6 separate regions of the Homo sapiens genome follow, and all the other regions are linked to region 1. The links are chromatin contacts, found by Hi-C or POLR2A ChIA-PET in ENCODE. All regions are on one chromosome and are shown on one strand. The core of a region is the stretch at or near the end of the contact, and the rest is flanking DNA. Distances in the headings are between cores, read along the strand shown. Region 1 holds the start of DNAJC9-AS1 (DNAJC9 and MRPS16 antisense RNA 1). Region 2 has its middle 25 kb from the start of DDIT4-AS1. Region 3 holds the start of AP3M1 (adaptor related protein complex 3 subunit mu 1). Region 4 holds the start of VCL (vinculin). Region 5 overlaps MICU1 (mitochondrial calcium uptake 1). Region 6 holds the start of MICU1 (mitochondrial calcium uptake 1).

Region 1 (3,482 bases), core at 253-2,752:
AAGGATATTTCAGTGTGCGATTTCAATTTTCCGTAGCAAATGTATATATAGAAAAATGTTAAAATAGATGTATTTGAATACCTTAAAAAATACAAGAAACTGGAAGAAAGATAATATTGCAAAGCATCTACATATATCCTAGGCCTTTTGTGTACAAGGTTATTTGTGACAATTGTAAGGTATTATGAAGGCAGGTAGGATTATCTCCGTTTTACAGATAGGGAAGCTGAGGCCTAGAGGTGGAAACTTGCCCAGTGATGTAAGATTCATCTCCCGGTTATGCCCTCCTGGAAAGCCCTTCCCAACATATTATGTTGTCCATAGAGGGAAAAATGAGCAAAGACAGATGGCTTAACTCTGGTGTGTGACTAAGATATAGGAAATTTATAGAGGAGGTTCTATCAATGTGCCGACTTACTTTGTGTTTTATGTTCTGAGAACGATTACCAGCCATCTCAAATTCTGTGGTTGTCAAAGCTCCCCTGGGGTTGTTGCTGGTTGGCCCCCACTTGCTTTGAGACTTTGATGCCAGGGCAGGTTGAGAGGAACTGACTTCAGCTGAGTTTGATCTTGGATCTGGGAAAGAGAAATGCTTTGAAAATCACGGCAACTCTGGGAAGTTTAAAAGATATTAATGTATCCTGGAGAGTTTGAGGCTTTGCAGAAACTTATTGGCAGAGCAGAATGATTCTGAAAAATGCTACATCAGTGAGGGGATATTTGATAAGGTATTTTCTGCCAACTCGGGTATTCACTTAGCATTGTTTATCCTTTAAGATATGTATACACATACTTCCTCTGTGAGTTTACCCTACTAACAAAGTTTTATCCCCAGCCTCAACCTTGCTTTGGGTCTCCAGGCCCAAGTTTCTCACCATCTCTTGGATGATTGCTCCAGCCCACTCTGCTGCCACCTGGGATCCAACATGTTCAAACCCAGCTGTGAACTTCACAGAGTATTAAAAGAAAGAGCCTTTGCTTCAGCAGTTTATGTTATTAAGACGGAGGCTTGGGTCATGTTATCTCTCTCCACCAATGTGTAAGGTGAAAGTCCTATTAGGTAAGAGTTTTTGGAAGACCCGTGTTTTGTGCTTTTTGGGTTTCAGTATAGGGTTTTTTCCTACAGGGCTAGAGGGAAAGTACCCCAGCATTTCCAACCAGTGGGGTGCAAAATTATTTGGGTCTACAGCTTTACCTATTCCTTTCAAGAACATTTTTGAAAAAACACATCTGTTAAGTTGAACCATGTGTAACTGCTGAATGCTGATGTTTGGCCGTTTTCTACTTAAAAAAATAGGCCAGCAGTTTGTAAATTCAAGCTAATATATGAACTTTTTGAAAAAGTTGTTCTTGGACACTAAAAGGTAAGACGGACGCCAGATTTCCAGAGCAAGGGGAGGAGAGACCCGAGCAACATCACTTCCCTGAAGACCTAGCTCCTGCGCGCGGCCGGGGACTGTGACTCCACATGCCGGCGTTACTTACCCGGGCCCGCGCCTGACTCGCCACACCTCATTTTGCGGCCGCCGTAAAGCGCGGATGCGCGGCGTGGCCACGCCCCTTCAGTGCTTGTGACGCAGGCGCCCTGGGCTTTTTGGGCGCGAAAAAGAAGCAGTCCTGGGTTGTACCCGGCGCAGCTGGGAGCGGCTGCTTCCTCCGGGGTCGTATCTCCGCCCGGCATGGGGCTGCTGGACCTTTGCGAGGAAGTGTTCGGCACCGCCGACCTTTACCGGGTGCTGGGCGTGCGACGCGAGGCCTCCGACGGCGAGGTCCGACGAGGCTACCACAAGGTGTCCCTGCAGGTACACCCGGACCGGGTGGGTGAGGGCGACAAGGAGGACGCCACCCGCCGCTTCCAGGTATGCAGGGTCCCGCCCCGAAGCCGACCGGCTGCGCGGGCCTCCCCCTAGCCTTTTGGCTACCGGGCCCCGCCCCGGGGGAGCGCGCTGAGCTCCGCTTGGCGCCTTCTGATCTTTATTTCTCGCGCCGCCGTTTCGGTGGGAGGAGCAGGGGTGATTTACGGATACTCTTTGCCCTCAGATCCTGGGAAAAGTCTATTCCGTTCTCAGTGACAGAGAACAGAGAGCAGTGTACGATGAGCAGGGAACAGTGGACGAGGACTCTCCTGTGCTCACCCAAGACCGAGACTGGGAGGCGTATTGGCGGCTACTCTTTAAAAAGGTAAAGGACTCTGGAGGTTTCTTTGTGACTGTTACCATCATTCAATCAACAAACCTTTATTGACTGCCTCTAAGATCTTGTATTTTGTGTTAATTTTGTAGGAATTAGGAATTTTGAGTTTGGCCTTGAAATACAGATACACGCACGCTTACTGAAACGGGCTTTAAATTTCCTGTTAATGTGATTGTTGCACTGAAAAGGGCCGATTTATTTTTTTTGCCGGATGCGCTTTATTTTACATATCCAAATGTAAGTCCTGATTCCGGATCACCTCTCACTCTTGGAAATTTCACTTAAATTTCCCTTCCCTGGTCCCTAGTTAGCAGTTAATGAAGATTGGATTTAAAAAGGAGGACTCCGGAGAAGCTTAGGCATAGAAAATCTGGTTCAATAATTTCAACTCAAGCAACTGTTGTATTGCAGCAATTCAACACCCAACTCTAGTTTTACTAACGTACGTTTTATTTAAAGTAAAATTCCCAAAGTTAAAGCAAATCTCCTTTATCATCAGATATCTTTAGAGGACATTCAAGCTTTTGAAAAGACATACAAAGGTTCGGAAGAAGAGCTGGCTGATATTAAGCAGGCCTATCTGGACTTCAAGGGTGACATGGATCAGATCATGGAGTCTGTGCTTTGCGTGCAGTACACAGAGGAACCCAGGATAAGGAATATCATTCAGCAAGCTATTGACGCCGGAGAGGTCCCATCCTATAATGCCTTTGTCAAAGAATCGAAACAAAAGATGAATGCAAGGAAAAGGAGGGTAAGATTTTGAATACTGTGGATTTATATTTTGACTGCTTCCAAAAAGGATTTGAGAGTATTTACAGCAGTAGAAGTAAACATAAAACTCCAGAAATAAGGACTAGGGTTAACTTGGTCTATAGTTTCGATCTAATAAAATGGGCATACCAGTTCATCAAGAGAAACTTTTTCTAGCATGTTGTGCTCAAGATGATTTTTATTGCATAGATTGTTTAAATATTACCATAGTAAAGTAGCACTGAAATATTTTTTCATGTAGGCCAATTCTTGTAGCATTCCTGAGGCATTCCTCAGGAGATAAAGTTAGTGGAACCCGGGTACACAGGATGGGCAGTGATCCTTACTCGGTTGAGGGGGTAAGAAGAGAATGGCAGACACCGTCTTGTTAAAAGTGCAGATGTTTGGGCCTTTGCCCCGAATTTGATTCTTGAGTTGGATACAGAATTTTTCTTTTCTTTTTTTTTTTTTTAAAGAAAAACTTTAGCTTAGCGGTCCCCAGCCTTTTTGATACCAGGTACCTGTTTTGTGGAAGA
Region 2 (3,482 bases), core at 601-3,100, 1.0 Mb after region 1:
TGGGCCCACCTGCCTGAGCTTTTATCTATTTCAGAGAATCATTAAGAAAGTACCAACCAGGTGTGGTGGCTCACACCTTGTAATCCCAGCACTTTGGGAGGCTGAGGTGGGAGGAAGGCTTGAGTCCAGGAGTTCAATACCAGCCTGGGCAACACAGTGAGATCTGTCTCTACAACAATAACAACAACAAAATAAGAGAATTGGCTGCGCATGGTGGCTTATGCCTGTAATCCTAACACTTTGGGAGGCTAAGGCGGGCAGATCACAAGGTGAGGAGTTCGAGACCAGCCTGGCCAATATGGTGAAACCCCCGTCTCTACTAAAAATACAAAAATTAGCCAGGCGTGGTGACGCATGCCTGTAGTCTCACCTACTCGGGAGGCTGAGGCAGAAGAACTGCTTGAGCCCGGGAGGTGGAGGTTGCAGTGAGCCGAGATTGCACCACTGCACTCCAGCCTGGGCGACAGAAAGAGACTCCGTCTCAAAAAAAAAAAAAAAAAAAAAATTAGCGGGGCTTGGTGGTGCAAACCTGTAGTCCCAGCTACTCAGGAGGATGAGGCAGGAGGATCAATTGATCCAGGGAGGTTGAAGCTGCAATGAGCCAAGATCACGCCACTGCACACTCCAGCCTGGGCGACAGAATGAGACCCTGTCTCAAGCAAACAAAAAATAAAAAAGAGAAAGCATCTATTCTCAAAATCACCTGGAGAGAAACTTTGAGAGAAAATGCTCACATTCATTGCAAGAGTTTGAAATAATGCCTCAAAATCAGTTATCCCGAAGTGACATGAGACCTGCATCCAAGAACCTTTAATAAATAGTGGCAGCCAGGCATGGTGGCTCACGCCTGTCATCTCAGCACTTTGGGAGGCTGAGGCAGGTGGATCACCTGAGGTCAGGTGTTCAAGATCAGCCTGGCCAACATGGTGAAACCCTGTCTCTACTAAAAATACAAAAATTAGCCCGGTGTGGTGGTGGGTGCCTATAATCCCAGCTACTCGGGAGGCTAAAGCAGGAGAACTGCTTAAACCCGGGAGGCAGAGGTTGCGGTGAGCCGAGATCATGCCACTGCACTCCAGCCTGGGCAACAAGAGCAAAACTCCATTTCAAAAATAAATAAATAAATAAATAAATAAATAAATAAATAAATAAATAAATAAATAAATACTGGCATAGGCCAGGCACATAGTGGCTTATGTCTTAATCCCAACATTTTGGGTAGCCGAGGCGGGAGGGTTGCTTGAGCCCAGGAGTTCGAGACCAGCCTGGGCAACATAATGAGACCCTGTCTCTACAAAAAATACAAAAATGAGCCAGGGGTGGTGGTGCGTGCCTGTAGTCCCAGCTGCTCAGGAGGCTGAGGTTCACTTGAGGCCCGGAGTTGGAAGCTGCAGTGAGCTATGAACGCACCACTGCATTCCAACCTGGGTGGAAGTGAAACCCCCCTTTCTAAAATAAATAAATAAAAATAAATACTGATGTTGGTTGTTCCTCTCAGTTTCCCTGAACCTCAGTTTTGTCATCTGAAGGATGTTTTGTTATGAGGGATATGAAACGCGACTGTGTGATGGCACCCGGCACGCTGAAGATGCTTTGGAAATGCGGGATGGGTCAGAATCTTAAGTGCTCGGAGTCTGGTGGCCGGGGGCCTCACCCAGCAGGAGGACACAATGGAGACAGCCTCCCTGGGTCATACAGTGGGCTGCACGCAGGTGCAGGCAGGGGAGCCAGGCCTGAGGCTAGGTAAGAGGCAGCACTAGGACCCAGGGGCCACGTATGCAGCAGGCTCCGCCGGATAAGTTCTCAGCCAGAACACAATGTTCTCAGTGTACCCACAGGAAACCCTGAAGAAGAGAACTGCACATGGCCTCTGCTGGGTGTGTTCTGGTCACAGCCTTTTATTCTTTTTCCTAACCTCAGTCCCCACTTTCACATCCTGTAACCTGCATTGCTGCCCCACCCCACCCTGCTGGGCTGGTCCCAGGTCCCAGGAGAGCAACCAATGCAGGAAGTCCAAGGCCTGGCCAGGTTTTACCATTTTCAAATAAGACCCGTTTGCCTCTAACCCTGGTTTCCTGAATCGCAACCCTTTGTGATGGAAACTTGCTTTTTACAGTGCAGAAGGCAGACACTGGGGACAAAGTTGTATTTCTGCCATGGCAAGGATCTTGGCCCACAGGCAAAGGAAACAGCTGATGCCTCATACCACCACCTCCCTTCCTCTCTGAAGGCCGGGTCCCACCTGGGACAGGGGAGGGCCTCCGTCGCTGCTGCCTGAATCAGAGGGAACTTGGAGCTGCCTGGGGGATCAGCGCCAAGTTTGGAGCAGAACATCCTATGATGTGGTTCCTAGTTTTTATTTCCACGAATGCTATAATATGTTGTCCCACCGAGCTATTTTTATTGAATGGAAAAAAAAAAAAAAGCAAACCTCTGCAAAACCAGCAGTCCTCTGTTAGACGGAAGGACAAGGTGAACTTTTCACTTCCTTCCCTGCAGCCTATCAACTCAGTCCGTGGTTTGGTGTCACCCACACTCTGTGCTATATTCAATCTCAATTTTTGCCTCCTTGTTTTTGAAGCTGCAGGAGCAAGGCTCTAAACCTATGTTTCTCCTGCTAGTTGCATGAGGCTTTTAGAAGTGCCTTTTTGGTGAATTCTCACAACAGCAAAATAGAGATCTATCAGCTGCTTGCCAGCTGCAGGCAAAGGTGGGTCTGAAGAGAGTGAACAAGGAGGGGAACCTTGAGAAACCCAGCACAATCCCAGCCAACTTCTGGCAAACTGCACTGTTGGGAGCTCCGCACAGGCTGCATTCCTGCCACGTTAATGAGAGGCCTGGCCATTGAAAATAAGACCCAAGCCGGAGGGGGTGGCTCATGCCTGTAATCCCAGCACTTTGGGAGGCTGAGGCAGACGGAGGACCTGATGTCGGGAGTTTGAGACCAGCCTGACCAACATAGAGAAACCCCATCTCTACTAAAAAAATGCAAAAATTAGCTGGGCATGGTGGTGCATGCCCGTAATCCCAGCTACTCGGGAGGCTGAGGCAGGAAAATCGCTTGAACCCGGGAGGCGGAGGTTGCAGTGAGCCGAGATCACACCACTGCCCTCCAGCCTGGGCAAGAAGAGTGAAACTCCGTCTCAAAGAAAATAAGACCCAGTGCCTCTATGAAGCTCCATGAATAAGGCTCCTTCTACCCTGGCATTGCAGAGTCCCTTTCCAGATGTTGGTTGGTAAAAGGGTTTTCATGTGTCCTAGGCCTGTAGATTCAACTGGGTGCTTCCTAGACTGGCCCAAGCTCAGGGATTCCCTTCTTGGAGAAGAGGTTTCCAAAAGCAGGCAATACTGCTACTCCTGGGGAAGTCTGCTGAAGGCTGGGGGCCCCAAAAGACCTGTGTTCCGATCTTGGTTTTGTCAACTTGATGGAGCCTGTGCAAATCACTTTCCCACTCAAATATTTTCATAACTTTGTCAATAAA
Region 3 (3,482 bases), core at 653-3,152, 900 kb before region 1:
TGTAAAATAGGCATAATTCTTGCCTTCCTTTGATCACAGAACTGTCCAACAAGATAATAAATAGGAAAACACAGTGAAAATGGATCAGCATTATATATAATAATTTTTATTAAGGAAAAATCTAAGGAAATCTAAGGGTTATATGTTCAGTAGGATGGTAGGGAAAAGTTGCATCTGTCTTCCAGTTTGGCGAAGGAGGTGCCTTATAAGGAAATACTCTAATAAAGGGCAGAGTAGGGAAAGCACATGCCTTGAACTCAGGTAGGTCTGATTCAAAAGCCGTTGCTTTTTATTCTGCATATAGTTGGAATATTTAAAATAAAAATAGAATATCCTGAGGGTTTTTATTTTAAAGTTTATGTTCTTGGTATAAGGTAGGCACACTAACCCTTTGAGGGTAGTAGGAATACATTAAAGGAACTGGCAAGGATTTGTTCACCCTCCATTCAAAGCAGCATGAACACACCACCAGGCCCCTAAGTGTCCTTTTCTTTTCAATTGTGAGTGATTCCTTCCTTTGGAGGTGAAGAAGAGTGATACTGGAAGAAATGGGATATGTCCTGTTTAATCAGGAGTGTCCTAATAGTTTTAAATCAGTTTGATATGTCTATTTTAAGATGGAAAAAAAAATCGCTGCCTTTCAGCGAACATTTCCAAATCATCAAAGACTGCCTGCTTCACTTTATACTTATTAGGAAGGGATATTTTAACAAATGACTCTTCATAAGTAAAAGTTGCAACATCAATCACATGTGAGGCAGGTGTTAGGGGCAGCACTGTCCCCGTTGCTGCCAAAAAGTGTAAATAAAAAAGAGAAATCAACCTTTCCTATCCATTCATCCAAATGCTGCCCCTGCAAAGCATCGGAGGGGTCTGGGTCCCTGGTAGAGGGTCCTCAAAGGTACGGGCTTTCAGAATGTGCACGAAAAGGAAGGTCAACGTGCCCTTCCGCAACACTCTGAAAAATCCCCAAGAATTCTGACTTTGCCCCAGTGTACAGCAGTTGCCGAGCCTCTTTCCCGCCATCCCCCGGGAAGAGAAGGCGGCCGCCTACAGACGCTGCTCCGGTCCGACCCTCCGGGGTCGCACCAGCCCAGCCTGGGCTTGCTCGCAGGTGGCGCGGTCAGCCAGCTCGGTCCCCCTGCGGGCCACGACTGGCGAAGGGCTGCTGGAGCCGGAGCTGCACCAGACAGGCGGGGACTCAGCCAAACGGAGAGAACGTCTGGCAAGGGGTCGCGGCCAAGCGGGCAGCTGGGGGAGGTCCTGCGTGTTGGCCCCAAGCTGGCAGTGAGAGACACCACCCAGCGTCGGGGCCGTGCAACCCCACGTGGGCCCTGGCTTGCTTGCAGCGCCGTCACCCTCCTCCCCAAGTCCGGCAGCGCTCACCTCAGCGCTTGCGGCGCCTCCACCTTCAGCTTTTTGGGCTTCGGCTCCTCCTCAGCAGCTGCCATCTTCGCGCTCCCACCCCACTTTGGCTCTACAGCCCACCTCTGCCATCCACTCTCTGGTCCCGCCCCCTCTTCGCATCACCGCTTTCTCTTCTCCAAATCCCGCCCCTCCAGACTCCGCCCATTCTGTGCCGCTGTCATCCACAATCATTGGCTCTATCCGTCGGCACCAACAGCGAATGCCCCGCCCATTCCTGACCCCGCCTCCCCTACCATGAGGGACCCCAGACTGCGTTAGGCAGCAGATGACCGCCTGAATCTAGATGGAGAGAAACCCACCATTTTTCTAGGCCCTGGATTATGTAGAAGATTTAGATACTAAGCCTCAAGAGACGTCTTTCCTCTCATTTACGGTCTTCCTGCATATTTAAAATTTCTAATACGGTAGACAGAGTCGGTGTCTTTGAAGCTGTTAATCAGGCAATTTCCTGGGCACTCCAGCTGCGGGTCCTCGCGGCCTTCTCGGCTTCTCCAGCTTCGGTAGGAGAGGATCCGGCGCCGAATCACTGACTGGCACAGGTGTTGGGGTGAGTGTGAGGGGCGGGAAATCTGTGGACTGGGGACAGCTCCAAAACCCGGGAGTAGGCTGAATAGCTGGGGCCCCCGACTCCGATCTGGGCTCTAGGAGCGTCTTTGGTGCTGTTGGCCCGGGCCTCGCTTCCCCCCCACTCCCGGCCTTCCGGGCTTTCTCGCCAGCAAGGCCAGAAGGGAGCGGTCCACCTGCAGCCCAGTGTTCTCAGGCGCCTGAGCCCCGGAGGTCAAGCTTACTGGGTTCCCCCTCTATAGTGAGCTGGAGTACAGACGGCAGGAATCTCAGTCCCAGGTTTCTGCTTTGGAGGACAAAACCCCAAACGGACCTGAGCAGACGTCCTGTTAGCGGGTGGTGCCTGGAAGAGCCTGGGGTGAGGAATGCAGTGAGAAGGGTGTTGCAGTTCTTCAGGAGAGAGGTAACGGGGTTCTAAGCTGAGCAGGTGGCAGTGAGTGTGGAAGAGTGACGGGCGATGTGGCTGTTTGTATTTGGTAGATTTGTTTGAACCTGAAACTTACAGCCTTATGTGTGATTAAGAAGATGGTGCCAGTGACAGGAGGAGGTATTTTATGGAGTTTGAGTTTTATCGAATTTGAAACAGTGGTTTACATGGAGATTGTAGAAAGACTTTAAAAAAAATTATGAGAATTAAGCCCGAAAGACTTTCAAGGTGAGACCCAAAACAGATGAAGTTTCATATAAAAGGGTAAGAAGTATTTTTGTTTAGGAGAAAGTTATCAATGACATAAAATGCTGCAATGGTCAGAGGAGGAAGCTGAAATCAGAATAGGTCGTTGGATTTTATAATTAGAAAGTCATTGAGCTGTTTGAGAGAGATGCTTTAATAGTAACTGAGGAAAGACTGCAAGTGTAGACCAATCCTTCATCATTTGGGGCATGAAGCAAGATTATTGAGAGTGGCAAGGTGGGGGAAAGTTTGGGGTTTGTTTTAAAGAATACAAGATATCTATTTGGGGGCAGGAAGCAAGCAACTATTTGAAGATTCAAGAAAAAGTCTTGTCTCCCAGAAGAGAAGGAAAGGAATGGGATCAAGTTACAAGTGAAAGGATTAATTTGGGAAAGACAGAGGGACACTTTCAATTGACACTATAGGAGAAGTGAAGTGAATGAGGTTAATGAAGAATTATCTTAATTTACGAATCTTGGCCAGGCGCGGTGGCTCACGCCTGTAATCTCAGCACTTTGGCAGGCTGAAGCGGGCGGATCACAAAGTCAGGAGTTCGAGACCAACCTGGCCAACATAGTGAAACCCTGTCTCTACTAAAAATACAAAAATTAGCCAGGTGTGGTGGCACACGCCTGTAGTCCCAGCTACTTGGTAGGCTGAGGCAGGAGAATCCCTTGAACCCGGGAGGCGGAAGTTGCAGTAAGCTGAGACCTCACCACTGCACTCCACCCTGAGCGACAGAGCGAGACTCTGCCTCGAAAAAAAAAAAAAAAAAAAAAAAAAAAAAAAAAAAAAAACCTTACGTATCTTTAGGAAA
Region 4 (3,482 bases), core at 605-3,104, 750 kb before region 1:
CTTGTCTCTTTACATTGTTTCCTATTTGTTGAAAAATGGAGGCCTGGAATGCAGCCATGTTAGACAACACTACATAAGAATGTACTCTGGAGTGTTCTGTTCAAATTAGTTATAAAAAGAAGAACAATGTACAAGTAGACATTGTGAATGAATACAGCATTCTTACTGAATGAATAGATTCTTACTAAAGCTATAGAGAAGAAAGATCAGGAATTTGGTCGGTGGTGTCACCCTGTCTTCCTAGCTACCAGTCTCCTAAATTGCTTGAGACAGTCCAGGGACCCCTGAAGACTGAGGAAGACTTTCAGCTGCTAAAGAGCCTCTAAGTGCACTAAAGTGCTCAAATCAGAAAAGTAACCCAAGCCCCACCCAGACAGACCCACAGTTGCCGCCCAACTGCCCTGACACACACTATTTACACAGCTCAGTGGGGGAGCAGTATGAACTTTTTCCAAAATTGTTCCTCACAAGCAGGACCAGTCTGAGTCACCCACCCAGGGTGGGAAAGAAAAGTGTGACATTAGCCAGGGGAGTCTTGGGAGACTGGTCTCAGCACCTCTTTTTTCCCATTTCAGACGTGGGCTCCACCTCCTCCAGGAATCACCTCGGTTATGAGTCACAGCTGTGGGTTACAGGGGTCTGCAGAGCCACCAGGAAAGTTGTGGATGGGGAGCGGATGCCCCAGCCTTCTCTCCGGCAGGGGCGGCAGATCCCAGATTCCACAGGCCTCTCCCAACAGCTCCATCTTGCTTCCTGCCAGGAGGAGGGGCCAAGGAGGGCCCCCGAGTCTAGAAAGGCCCCAGTGGGAGGAGGCCGTTTGACAGCAGGTAACGCCAGGTGAAAATGTCCACAGGAGGGAATGAAAGGAAGGGCAGCAGGGCTGAGCGGAAGGAAAAACCGGGCTTGTGGTCACGAATGACTGCATAAAGGTGTGAGAGTGCCAGAGGAGTGAGCATAAGTAAAATGCCCAGGAGGGAGGAGGAGGCGACAGAGAGTGAGGCAAGTGAATAAAAGGGCGGAATACAGGGAGCTCTGGGGAGCGGGGGTGGGCGAGGCGGGTCTCAGGGTGAGGGGCAGAAGTATTAGAAAGGAGGACAACGTGGCTCAAATAAGGATCCCTAGAAGAGAAGGCAAGGGATCCGTGGGAAGGCCCGCTCTCCCTCCCCCGCACAGCCAGATCGAGGAGGCCTAAAAGGCGCTGAGAGCGAGGAAGTCAACGTGGGGGCGAAGCCTGCGCGGGGCAGGGACCCTCGGACATCCCAGCAACTCTCATTTATTGGGTGTCTGCTGTGGGCCACACGCCGCGCGAGGCACTCCACGAATAATACCTCGCCATATCTTCACGACAAGCCCGCAAGGCAGCCTTTTTCATGACTGCTCCCATTTTATAGATGAGGACACTGAGGCCCGGAGAGGCTCAGGACTCGCTCAAGGTCACAGGGCGGAGAAGAGGCCATTCGAACCCTCGGCGCCTGGCTCCGGAACCCACGCGGAAAGCCACGGCCAGCGAGCCGGCCACAGGCAGCCGCGACGCGGGCCGGGGCCCCGGGGATACCTCCCGCGCCCGCTCCCGCGCCAGGCCCTGCGCGCTCACCCGGACGAGGTTGCTGACGGCCGCCTGCACGGCGGCCACGGGCGCGGTGAGGTCAGGAATGGCTTTGCCGTCCACCTCGCCCTCCTCGTGCATTATCACCAGGTGGGAGATCTGCTGTGCCACCGGCTCCAGGATGCTCTCGATCGTGCGCGTATGAAACACTGGCATCGCGGCGGCGAGCGGGGCGGCGAACCGCGGGCGACAGAGAAGTAGGATCCACGGGGCCGGGAACCGGCGAAGAGACAGACTGTGCAGCGACTACGGAGTCGGGGCTTCCCTCGGCGTAACCAGCCTCACGGGCTCCCCGCCCCCTCTCGTCGCCGCGCCCAATGGCAGCGCAGCTCAGACCTGGGCCGCCACTCCTACTGGTCCCTTTTCGAGATGCTCCGCCCCAGCCACCGCGCCGCCAAACCCCGCCCCTCCCCCATTCCTAAGGGAGGGGCCTGGGATTGGGGCTGAGCCGCCGGGATTGCTACCGGATTCCCGAGCCCTAACGCCGGGCGCTCCTTATAAGGGCATGGTGGGAGCGGAGCGGGCCGCTGGAGCCGGCTGGTCCCGCCCCCGGGCCGCCTCCCGCCTCGGATCTGGGGGGCTCCGCCCCTCTGCAGAATCACCTCAGCGGGGCGGGGTCTCCTCACCTCAAGCGGCGCTAGAGTTTGATGAGACCAAGGGGTCTCCCACGTCCCCTCCTCAACTTTTCCCTTCACACGAAACCCTCAAAATACTCCTTCCATTCCCTCCCAGCAATGCATGGGAAGGTTTTTAGTAAAAGATTCAAACAGCAGAGGTGCACTGAGAAACAGCAGCGTCCCATTCACGTAAACGCAGACTCCGCCCCCTGCCCTCCTCAAAGACATTCTGTTTAACAGCTGGGTGTGTAGCCTTCTAGACTTGTCTATAGATTCACTTCTACATATATATTTTCTAACTAAATGAGATTAATAAACATTTTCCTGGAACTAGGTATGATTGCCCTTGATTAAAATGCCCTTATCTTTCACTGCTGGTAGAGGTCTACCTCATTCTTCTTAATGACTGCATGATATTCCATTGCATGAAATAAAACTATTTACAGAACCAATTTCCTACTCATGGACTTGGGTTGGGTCCTGGTTTTCACTATTAAAAAACAATTCTGCATGAATTGTACTTACCCCTGTGCTGTGCATCTGTGTATTTATCTAGCGCAAATGCCTACCAGGAAAGAGAAAAACGCAAAAGTATATGCATTTTATATTTTGATAGGTAAGACCAAATTATCCAGTTCCCTCACGCTTTGTATAAGACATCTTCCAGGCCGGGCGCGATGGCTCACGCCTGTAATCCCAGCACTTTGGGAGGCTGAGGCGGGCGGATCACGAGGTCAGGAGATCTAGGCCATCCTGTCTAACACGGTGAAACCCCGTATCTACTAAAAATACAAAAAAAATAGCCAGGCGTGGTGGCGGGCGCCTGTAGTCCCAGTTACTCATGAGGCTGAGGCAGGACAATGGCGTGAACCCGGGAGGCGGAGCTTGCAGTGAGCGGAGATCGCGCCACTACACTCCATCCTGGGCGACAGAGCAAGACTCTGTCTCAAAAAAAAAAAAAAAAAAAAAAAGACATCTTCCAAACGTCTTACTTACTTCAAATTCGCTTTTGCCCAAGCTTTCCCATTCTGAGGTAAACACTTTCAGTAATGCCTCCAAGCAAAAGATTCTCACATCAAATGAAAATTTTTGTCTAGTCCTACCACAACCACCACAGCTGTTTTCTCTGCCCATTACTTTGTGTTAATAGTATAAATATTTGGGTGATGGGGCCAGGCACGGTGGCTCACGCCTGTAATCCCAGCATTTTGGGAGGCTGAGGCAGGCAGATCACCTGAGGTCAGGGGTTCAAGACCAGC
Region 5 (3,482 bases), core at 455-2,954, 680 kb after region 1:
CTATTGTGAATAGTGCCGCAATAAACATACGTGTGCGTGTGTCTTTATAGCAGCATGATGTATGATCCTTTGGGTAATTTTTTTTTTTTTTTTGTATTTTTAGTAGAGATAGGGTTTCACCATGTTGGTCAAGCTGGTCTTGAACTCCTGGGGTCAAGTGACTTGCCCACCTCAGCCTCCTAAAGTGTTGGGATTACAGGCATGAGCCACCATGCCCAGCCTCTAGAGCTATCTTAGCCCTATTAATATAGCATGATCTTTCTGGGATGTTACTAAATGCCTTGGGTGTTCAGTGAGGTTCCTCTAGTCTGACTTGGTAGAGCTTGATTGTTTCCTGCTTGTGAGCTCTGGAAATTGACTGGCCTGTGGCTCCTTGGCAACTACTTTGTGTAGTTTCATCCTAAGAATGCACTGCTGAGTGTTGACTCAATACTCGAGAGTGTTCTGTGTACATTTTTGGAGCTCTTTCTCTGTGTGACTTTTTCCTTTTGAGTCCTCTGCCTCACCAATTCCAGGCACCTCAGGTTTTCCAAACTTTGATCTCTGTCACTTTAGTTTAGCAAGATCACTGTATTTGGCTTGGGATCCTCTTTGTGGTCTAGAAAATGTTTCCAGACAGAAATTCTGGGCAATTATAGGCCTCCATTTTTCTTTTCTTTTTTTTTTTTTTTTTTTCTTTTTGAGATGGAGTCTCACTCTGTCACCCAGGCTGGAGTACATTGGTACAATCTCGGCTCACTGCAACCTCTGCCTCCTGGGTTCAAGACATTCTCCTGCCTCAGCTTCTCAAGTAGCTGGGACCAGGCAAGCACCACCACACCCGGCTAACTTTTGTATTTTTAGTAGAGATGGTTTTTTGCCATGTTGGCTAGGCAGGTCTCGAACTCCTGACCTCAAGTGATCCACCCACCTCGGCCTCCCGAAGTGCTGGGATTACAGGTGTGAGTCACCACGCCTGGCCAGGCCACCATTTTCTTAGAGAGTTGCATACTGTGCAGTGTCTGAAAGCAGTCATTTGATATATTTTGTTCAATTTTCTGTATTTTTGCCCTGGTAGGAAGTCAGATCTATTATCGTTTGCTCCATTATGGCTGTAAGCAAAAGTCTTCTTTTTGTATTTCATCAGTTCTGTAATATTTAATTAATTTTAGTATTATATCATTGCAGCAATGGCTTCAACTACCAGAAATACTTATATTATTTTTTAAAAAAGAAATACTTATATTATTTTGGTCCCCTATTTCTTCTTTATTTATGTTCCTTTTTATTGTAGTGAAAGGTGCATAACATAAAACTTACATCTTAACCATTTTTTTCTAAAGACCTTGATATTCCACCCTTTCAGTTACAGTTGGGACAAGGGGAGAATGAGAATGGGAAGAGTTGGAGTGAGATGAAGAACAAGGAGGCGCTCTATGGCTGGAAGTCTAGTACATTTAGTTTTTGTACTGGAAGGGCTCATCGTCTCTGGTTTCAATGGGAAGACGTGTGGATGAGGGCTTCTGTCACATGTCTTCACCATTTTAAAATATGCAGTTCAGTAGTTTAAAGGGTATTCACATCATTGTGAAACAGATCTCCAGAACGTTTTCATCTTGCAAAACTGAAACTCTACTTATTCAAGAGCAACTTCCTTGCTTCCCCTTCCCTCAGCCCCTGGTAACCCCCATTCTACTTTCTGTTTCTGTAAATCTAAATATTCCAGGTAACTCATGTAAGTGAAGTCATACAATATTTGTGGTTTTGTGACTGGTTTATTTCACTTAGCATAACGCCCTCAAGATTCATCCACGTTGTAGCTTGTGACAGGATTTCCTTTCCTTTTAAAGCTGAAAAATATTCCATTATCTGTATATACCACATTTTGTTTATTCATCTGCCAATGGACTTTTGAGTTGTTTCCACCTTTCAGCTATTGTGCATAGTGCTGCTGTGAACATGGATGTGCAAATATTTATTTGAGACCCTTTCATTTCTTTGGGATATATAACCAGAGATCATGTGGAAGTTCTATTTTATATTTTTTGAGGAACTTCTTCATGTAGAATATTTGACAAATTTCATTGCTGTTGCTCTGCTAAGCTGTATCTGTTTGCTTATTTGTCTAGTATGATGGACGTTCAAGATTAATCTAGATTTCTTTTTTGCATATCCAGGGCCCATGCAGAATCTCCACCATGTGTAGACAACCTAAAAAGTGACATCGGTGATAAAGGGAAGAATAAAGATGAAGGGGATGTTTGTAACCATGAGAAAAAGACTGCAGATCTTGCCCCTCACCCAGAAGAGAAAAAGAAGAAACGTTCTGGATTCAGAGACAGAAAAGTATGAAACATAGTCTTATAAGTTGATCAGAAGTATATCTTAAAGTAGAATAATGCAGTTCAATCTTTTTAATCATATGTTTCAGATGGTTCATCTTCACTTTCAAGTTATCACTTCTTTGCTATTTTCTATCATGTTCTAAGCCAAAAGTACTCTTGGAATGTGAGGTTAAAGGAGGTAGTTAAAAGGATCTAGGACCAATAACCATGATTAGCATATTTTTTCTTAGTTCTTTCAGTTCAACTGCCTAAGGTGATTCTTTTTTTCTGGATCTTCCTGATGCTAAATGTTATCATATATGTTAAGTTGAGTCTTTGTGGTATTTCTGATATCGGGTTGTAGAGACAGAATAAAATCTCTTTGGAAACATAACTTCTAGAAGACCAAGTAACTTTGAGGACAGCACAAACTTCAAATGACTATCAAGATTTTATGTAATTAGGCCCCGCATGGTGGCTCATGCCTATAATCCCAGCACTCTGGGAGGCGGAGGTGGGTGGATCACCTGAGGTCAGAAGTTCAAGACCAACCTGGCCAATGTGATGAAACCCTGTCTCTACTAAAAATACAAAAACTAGCCTGGCATGGTGGCATGCACCTGTAGTCCCAGCTACTCAGGAGGCTGAGTCAGGAGAATTGCTTGAACCCGGGAGGTGGAGGTTGCAGTGAGCTGAGATTGTGCCACTGCACTTCAGCCTGGGCGGCAAAGCAAGACTGAGTCTCAAAAAAAAAAAAAAAAAAAAAAAAGATTTTATGTAATTAACACAACCTGCTGTTATGTAGCTTTGCCTCAGCGAAGTTTCAGTTCCACTACAGCAGTTCCTATGATATCAGGTATTTGAGTTCAGCAAACATGAGTGATGAACAATGAAAAGGATGGATTTCTTAGACATTTTGCATGTCAAGGTTAAAATTCAGGGAGTTGCGTTCAGTTGCTAAACTATAGCTAATAATGCAACAAGATAATTTGAGTTATTTCTGCGTTTTGTGTGTTTGTGGTTTGTGTTTGCAAGAAGAGTTCTTTGTAAAATCTGGATCTTCTGTCTGGTTTCATATGTTAGATGAAGTAATTTTTTTATTTTTGGAGACAGAGTCTCCCTCTGTTGCCCAGGCTAGAGTGCAATGGCATGATCTTGGCTCACTGTAACCTCCGCTTC
Region 6 (3,482 bases), core at 299-2,798, 620 kb after region 1:
TATGTAAAGCGCTAGCACAGAGCCATGAACACAATCATCTATTGTACTTAGGTTAGTTGGGTCTGAGAAGAAATGGAGAAAACAGAGTTGATTCTGCTTACTTCACAATTTACCCCAGGGATGGTTTTGTTGGCTTTGTTTCCATGGTTGTTGCCTTTTCCACAGCTCTGCTACGTAAATTCTTGGGAAAAAAAAATTATTTGAAAGTTCTCTGGGACCAGCGAGGTGGCTCGCACTTGTTAATCCCAGCACTTTGGGAAGCCGAGACGGGAGGATCGCCCGAGGTCAGGAGTTTGAGACTAGCCTGCCCAACATGGCGAAACCCCGTCTGTACTAAAAATACAAAAATTAGCCGGGCGTGGTGGGGCGTGCCTGTAATCTCAGCTACTCGGGAGGCTGAGGCAGAAGAATCACTTGAACCTGGGAGGAGGATGTTGCAGTGAGCATCACTGCACTCCAACCTGGGCGACAGTGCGAGACTCCGTCTCAAAACAAACGAACAAACAACCAACCAACACCCCGCTGCCCCCCCCCCAAAAAAATTCTCTGGTATTATAGTCATATTTCCATCCTATTTCCACAGCAGGGGTGAGGATCCTTTGCCATCCCATTTTTCTGATAAAAACACCTTCTTCAGCCGGGCGCAGTGGCTCACGCCTGTAATCCTCGCACTTTGGGAGGCCGAGGTGGGCGGATCACCTGAGGTCGGGCGTTCCAGACCAGCCTGACCAACATGGAAAAACCCCGTCTCTACCAAAAATACAAATTAGTAGGGCGTGGTGGCGCATGCCTGTAATCCCAGCTACTTGGGAGGCTGAGGCAGGAGAATCGCTTGAACCCAGGAGGCAGAGATTGCAGAGAGCCGAGATCGCTCCACTGCACTCCAGCCTGGGCATCAAGAGTGAAACTCTATCTCAAAACAAACAAACAAACAAACAAACAAAAAACACATTCTTCAAGGGAAAACATGTTTTTAAGTGGCTTCTAGAGATTATAAACTCTGCAATAATATTAGTCTGCAAATAAAACACCTGACAAAATCATCCACCAGAGGAAGTGGTGAGGGTTTCTAAATCCAAAAAAGTCTCAAGGTTATGAAACAGGAACATTTAATCTCTGAGAAAACCTAAACGGAGTTGGAAAGAAACAATTTCCAACTCACTGTGGTCCAGTTTTCTTTTCACGAACTCCTTTTTGCTTAGCCAACATAGCCAACACGAAAACGGGTACCGAGGAGGTGTTACAAGCCACAGTAAATTTCTCAACAGATTCCTATGACCCTTGTGGAGGGGAAAAAAACCAGAAGAAATGCCCGAGAGCTTCTGGGAGCTCTCCAGCTTTCCCGCCTAAACGCTGAGGGGAGTAAGGGGGAGTGACGGGGCTAGGGCGGGGCCCGAGGCTGGGGCGTGGCGCGTTGATTTCCCCGCCCCTCCCCGTTCCTTTTCCTCTGTGCCCCTCCCACACGCCTGTCTCCACGATCCCGACAGGCCCAGCGGCTAGGAGAGTCACGTGAGAGTGGGCGGAGGGGGTGGAGGTTTGTCTCCGCTGTTTCATCTCTATGGCTGTCAGAGGTGGGCGGCTTTGACCGAGAGGCTGCTGGAGCTCGTGTTTGGACGCGTGAGTCTTGGACTCTGGAGGGTATAAGGAGACAGCAATTTAGGGAAGGCGAAGGGGAAGGGGGTTGGCGAGACAGCCTTAGGGAACTGGGCTTCGTGGCTGGCCGTTTGTCCGCCCCGGGCATCCGGCTACTTCTCGGGTCTGGCGGGATACCTGTCTCTCCCTGATGCGCTCAGCTTTTGGAGAGGAGTCCGTAGTCTTGCTTGCCTCCCGTCCTCCACTTTCCTTCACCCCAACCCGTCCCTTCTCCCGTCCCGGGAGAACTTCTCCCAGTGCCGGGTTCGCAACTTGGCGCCGACGCCCCCCTCCTCACAGGCGACTGGGACACTCTGGTAGCCTTGACTGGCTCTCCTGGAATTTGTGGATGTGGTTAGAAGTGGGTGCGGGAGTTCACAGATGGATTTCTAATACGGAGAAATATTAACCACTGAATCGAAATAAGTGGAAAATCAGTGAGGACTCAAAGGAGAAATACAAAGTGCAGGCTACTCGGACTGTTCAGTTTTTATCTTTTCCAGCGCCTTCCCGTTTTCATTACGTTCTCCCTGTTTTGTTTTCACCGTCGCATTCTGGCCGGCCATAGGCTGTTTTGAGAAAGAGCTAGATGTTATTGACTCTATGTGAATGTTGGGAGAACAGTTTAAAACAAACTGTTCTTCAAGTTGCCTTCTCTGTAATCTTATGGTTGATGGTTTCTTTACCTTCCAATTTTCCATGTCTTAAAAAATACGGTGGCCATTAGTAAATATAAGTAGAATAAATATCTTATAGCTAAGGGACTAGAGTAAAATATTTTATTTTTCCTGTGGTACCTTAGAAACGCCCATTTTCTTCCTATTTATCAATAAATGTTTCTATCTCACTTGTTTGGGTGGCTTCTTTGATATGCCTTTGTTTATATTAGAACATCCCTTTGGGGCACGTAGGGAAGTGATCGAGCAGTATAAGAAAGGAGTTTGCATTTCATGAGGTGAAACAAGTTCGGTGTGGATAGCTGTAGGAGAGTTTAGGTTTCATTGGACCATATGACAAATAATAAACGTCAGTATCTTGAGACAAAGGTGTTGGCCAGAATGACCCACCTACTGTGTTTCTGGTGTGGACCAGGTAATGAGCTTTTTGAATATTGCCTTATCCTAAAAACTTTAGAACCCATTGCCACTTGTCTGTAGGAAGGTGGCTTTTGCCTCCAGCTACTCTTTGTCCCAATCCTTGGTTTGTCCCTGATTGTCTCTTCCACTTAAGAACATCACTCTGGCTACCTAATATATCAAGCAAGTGTCTCTGACATCTTCTGAGTGTCCTTACTGAGAGCCATAAAACATAATATTAACAAAAAGTGAATATTCTGGAGTGGCTTGTGTGCCTGAGGAGAAAGGGAAAGAATGATAGAAACTAATAGAAGCTAATAAATGCAAGAGAACAAAAGTGTTTATTGCTGTCTTCCTTTATATTTACTATATTCAGTAGATTGTTTACATTCCTAAGAAGTGCATCTTGAGACTAACTTTCCTGTGTTTAAGAATAAAACAGGCTGGGTGTGGTGTCTCAGGCCCATAATCCCAGCAATTTGGGAGGCCGGGTGGATCCCTTGAATCTAGGAGTTTGAGACCAGCCTGGGCAATATGGCAAGACCATCTCTACAAAACACAAAAATTAGCTGGGCGCATGCCTGTAGTCCTGGCTACTTGGGAGGCTGAGACAGGAGGATGGCTTGAGCCCTCGAGGTTGAGGCTGCAGTGAGCTGTGATCGTACCATTGCACTCCAGCTTGGGCGACAGAGCGATACCCTGTCTCTTAAAACAACAACAAAAGAATAAAACGATATGAAATTTCTCCATAATGCAATATTATGCAAAATAATT

What was found. Hi-C counts contacts between places; a loop is a spot of excess contacts on that map. ChIA-PET counts read pairs that join two places held with the same protein, here RNA polymerase II (POLR2A). Pooled maps may share reads with other maps.
Region 2: a pooled map shows a loop between it and region 1 (4-fold over the local background). The contact joins the enhancer-like site here to the promoter of DNAJC9-AS1 in region 1. A Hi-C loop is called at or near these places in 2 of 50 pooled maps. POLR2A ChIA-PET finds 5 or more read pairs at or near these places in 2 of 52 experiments (activated naive CD4-positive, alpha-beta T cell and naive thymus-derived CD4-positive, alpha-beta T cell).
Region 3: a map of CD8-positive, alpha-beta T cell shows a loop between it and region 1 (10-fold over the local background). The contact joins the promoter of AP3M1 here to the promoter of DNAJC9-AS1 in region 1. A Hi-C loop is called at or near these places in 1 of 168 maps with a recorded cell type or tissue (CD8-positive, alpha-beta T cell) and 7 of 50 pooled maps. POLR2A ChIA-PET finds 5 or more read pairs at or near these places in 1 of 52 experiments (GM12878).
Region 4: a pooled map shows a loop between it and region 1 (4-fold over the local background). The contact joins the promoter of VCL here to the promoter of DNAJC9-AS1 in region 1. A Hi-C loop is called at or near these places in 1 of 168 maps with a recorded cell type or tissue (B cell) and 5 of 50 pooled maps. POLR2A ChIA-PET finds 5 or more read pairs at or near these places in 5 of 52 experiments (K562, MCF 10A, PC-9 and 2 more).
Region 5: a pooled map shows a loop between it and region 1 (3-fold over the local background). The contact joins the enhancer-like site here to the promoter of DNAJC9-AS1 in region 1. A Hi-C loop is called at or near these places in 4 of 50 pooled maps.
Region 6: a loop to region 1 is called in a map of CD8-positive, alpha-beta T cell, with 5 times the contacts of the local background. The contact joins the promoter of MICU1 here to the promoter of DNAJC9-AS1 in region 1. A Hi-C loop is called at or near these places in 3 of 168 maps with a recorded cell type or tissue (CD4-positive, alpha-beta T cell, CD8-positive, alpha-beta T cell and naive thymus-derived CD4-positive, alpha-beta T cell), 2 of 37 single-sample maps with no recorded cell type and 12 of 50 pooled maps. POLR2A ChIA-PET finds 5 or more read pairs at or near these places in 1 of 52 experiments (activated CD4-positive, alpha-beta T cell).

The regions. Positions count from the first base shown.
Region 1 is chr10:73,245,387-73,248,868 of GRCh38, reverse strand. It overlaps DNAJC9-AS1 (DNAJC9 and MRPS16 antisense RNA 1), which reads right to left and starts at 1,502. Exons shown (of 4, transcript NR_038373.1): 1 at 1,486-1,502; 2 at 419-576. DNAJC9 (DnaJ heat shock protein family (Hsp40) member C9) reads left to right here and starts at 1,614. Exons shown (of 5, transcript NM_015190.5): 1 at 1,614-1,859; 2 at 2,041-2,181; 3 at 2,693-2,947. The coding sequence starts at 1,680. It overlaps MRPS16 (mitochondrial ribosomal protein S16), which reads left to right. Exons shown (of 3, transcript NM_016065.4): 3 at 1-20. RefSeq lists enhancers at 1,368-1,707, 973-2,172 and a silencer at 1,908-2,057.
Region 2 is chr10:72,247,324-72,250,805 of GRCh38, reverse strand. No RefSeq gene overlaps it. Among named protein-coding and RNA genes, the nearest start is that of DDIT4-AS1, 25 kb to the left of the region's middle. RefSeq lists enhancers at 1,635-1,734, 1,203-1,769, 1,770-2,338, 2,339-2,906. Within about 2 kb of position 1,850, at least 35 of the 41 ENCODE cell types and tissues checked have a DNase peak (open chromatin) inside an H3K27ac peak, as active enhancers do.
Region 3 is chr10:74,149,248-74,152,729 of GRCh38, reverse strand. AP3M1 (adaptor related protein complex 3 subunit mu 1) reads left to right here and starts at 1,902. Exons shown (of 9, transcript NM_012095.6): 1 at 1,902-1,975. It overlaps ADK (adenosine kinase), which reads right to left and starts at 1,509. Exons shown (of 11, transcript NM_006721.4): 1 at 1,387-1,509. The coding sequence starts at 1,451. RefSeq lists enhancers at 1,159-1,338, 1,749-1,978.
Region 4 is chr10:73,996,488-73,999,969 of GRCh38, reverse strand. VCL (vinculin) reads right to left here and starts at 1,854. Exons shown (of 22, transcript NM_014000.3): 1 at 1,595-1,854. The coding sequence starts at 1,762. RefSeq lists enhancers at 902-1,553, 1,626-1,825 and silencers at 1,506-1,555, 1,886-2,245.
Region 5 is chr10:72,561,738-72,565,219 of GRCh38, reverse strand. MICU1 (mitochondrial calcium uptake 1) reads left to right here. Exons shown (of 12, transcript NM_001195518.2): 3 at 2,157-2,325. Among named protein-coding and RNA genes, the nearest start is that of MICU1, 63 kb to the left of the region's middle. RefSeq lists a silencer at 3,155-3,264. Within about 2 kb of position 1,704, at least 3 of the 41 ENCODE cell types and tissues checked have a DNase peak (open chromatin) inside an H3K27ac peak, as active enhancers do.
Region 6 is chr10:72,624,145-72,627,626 of GRCh38, reverse strand. MICU1 (mitochondrial calcium uptake 1) reads left to right here and starts at 1,548. Exons shown (of 12, transcript NM_001195518.2): 1 at 1,548-1,617. RefSeq lists enhancers at 1,544-1,693, 1,244-1,781.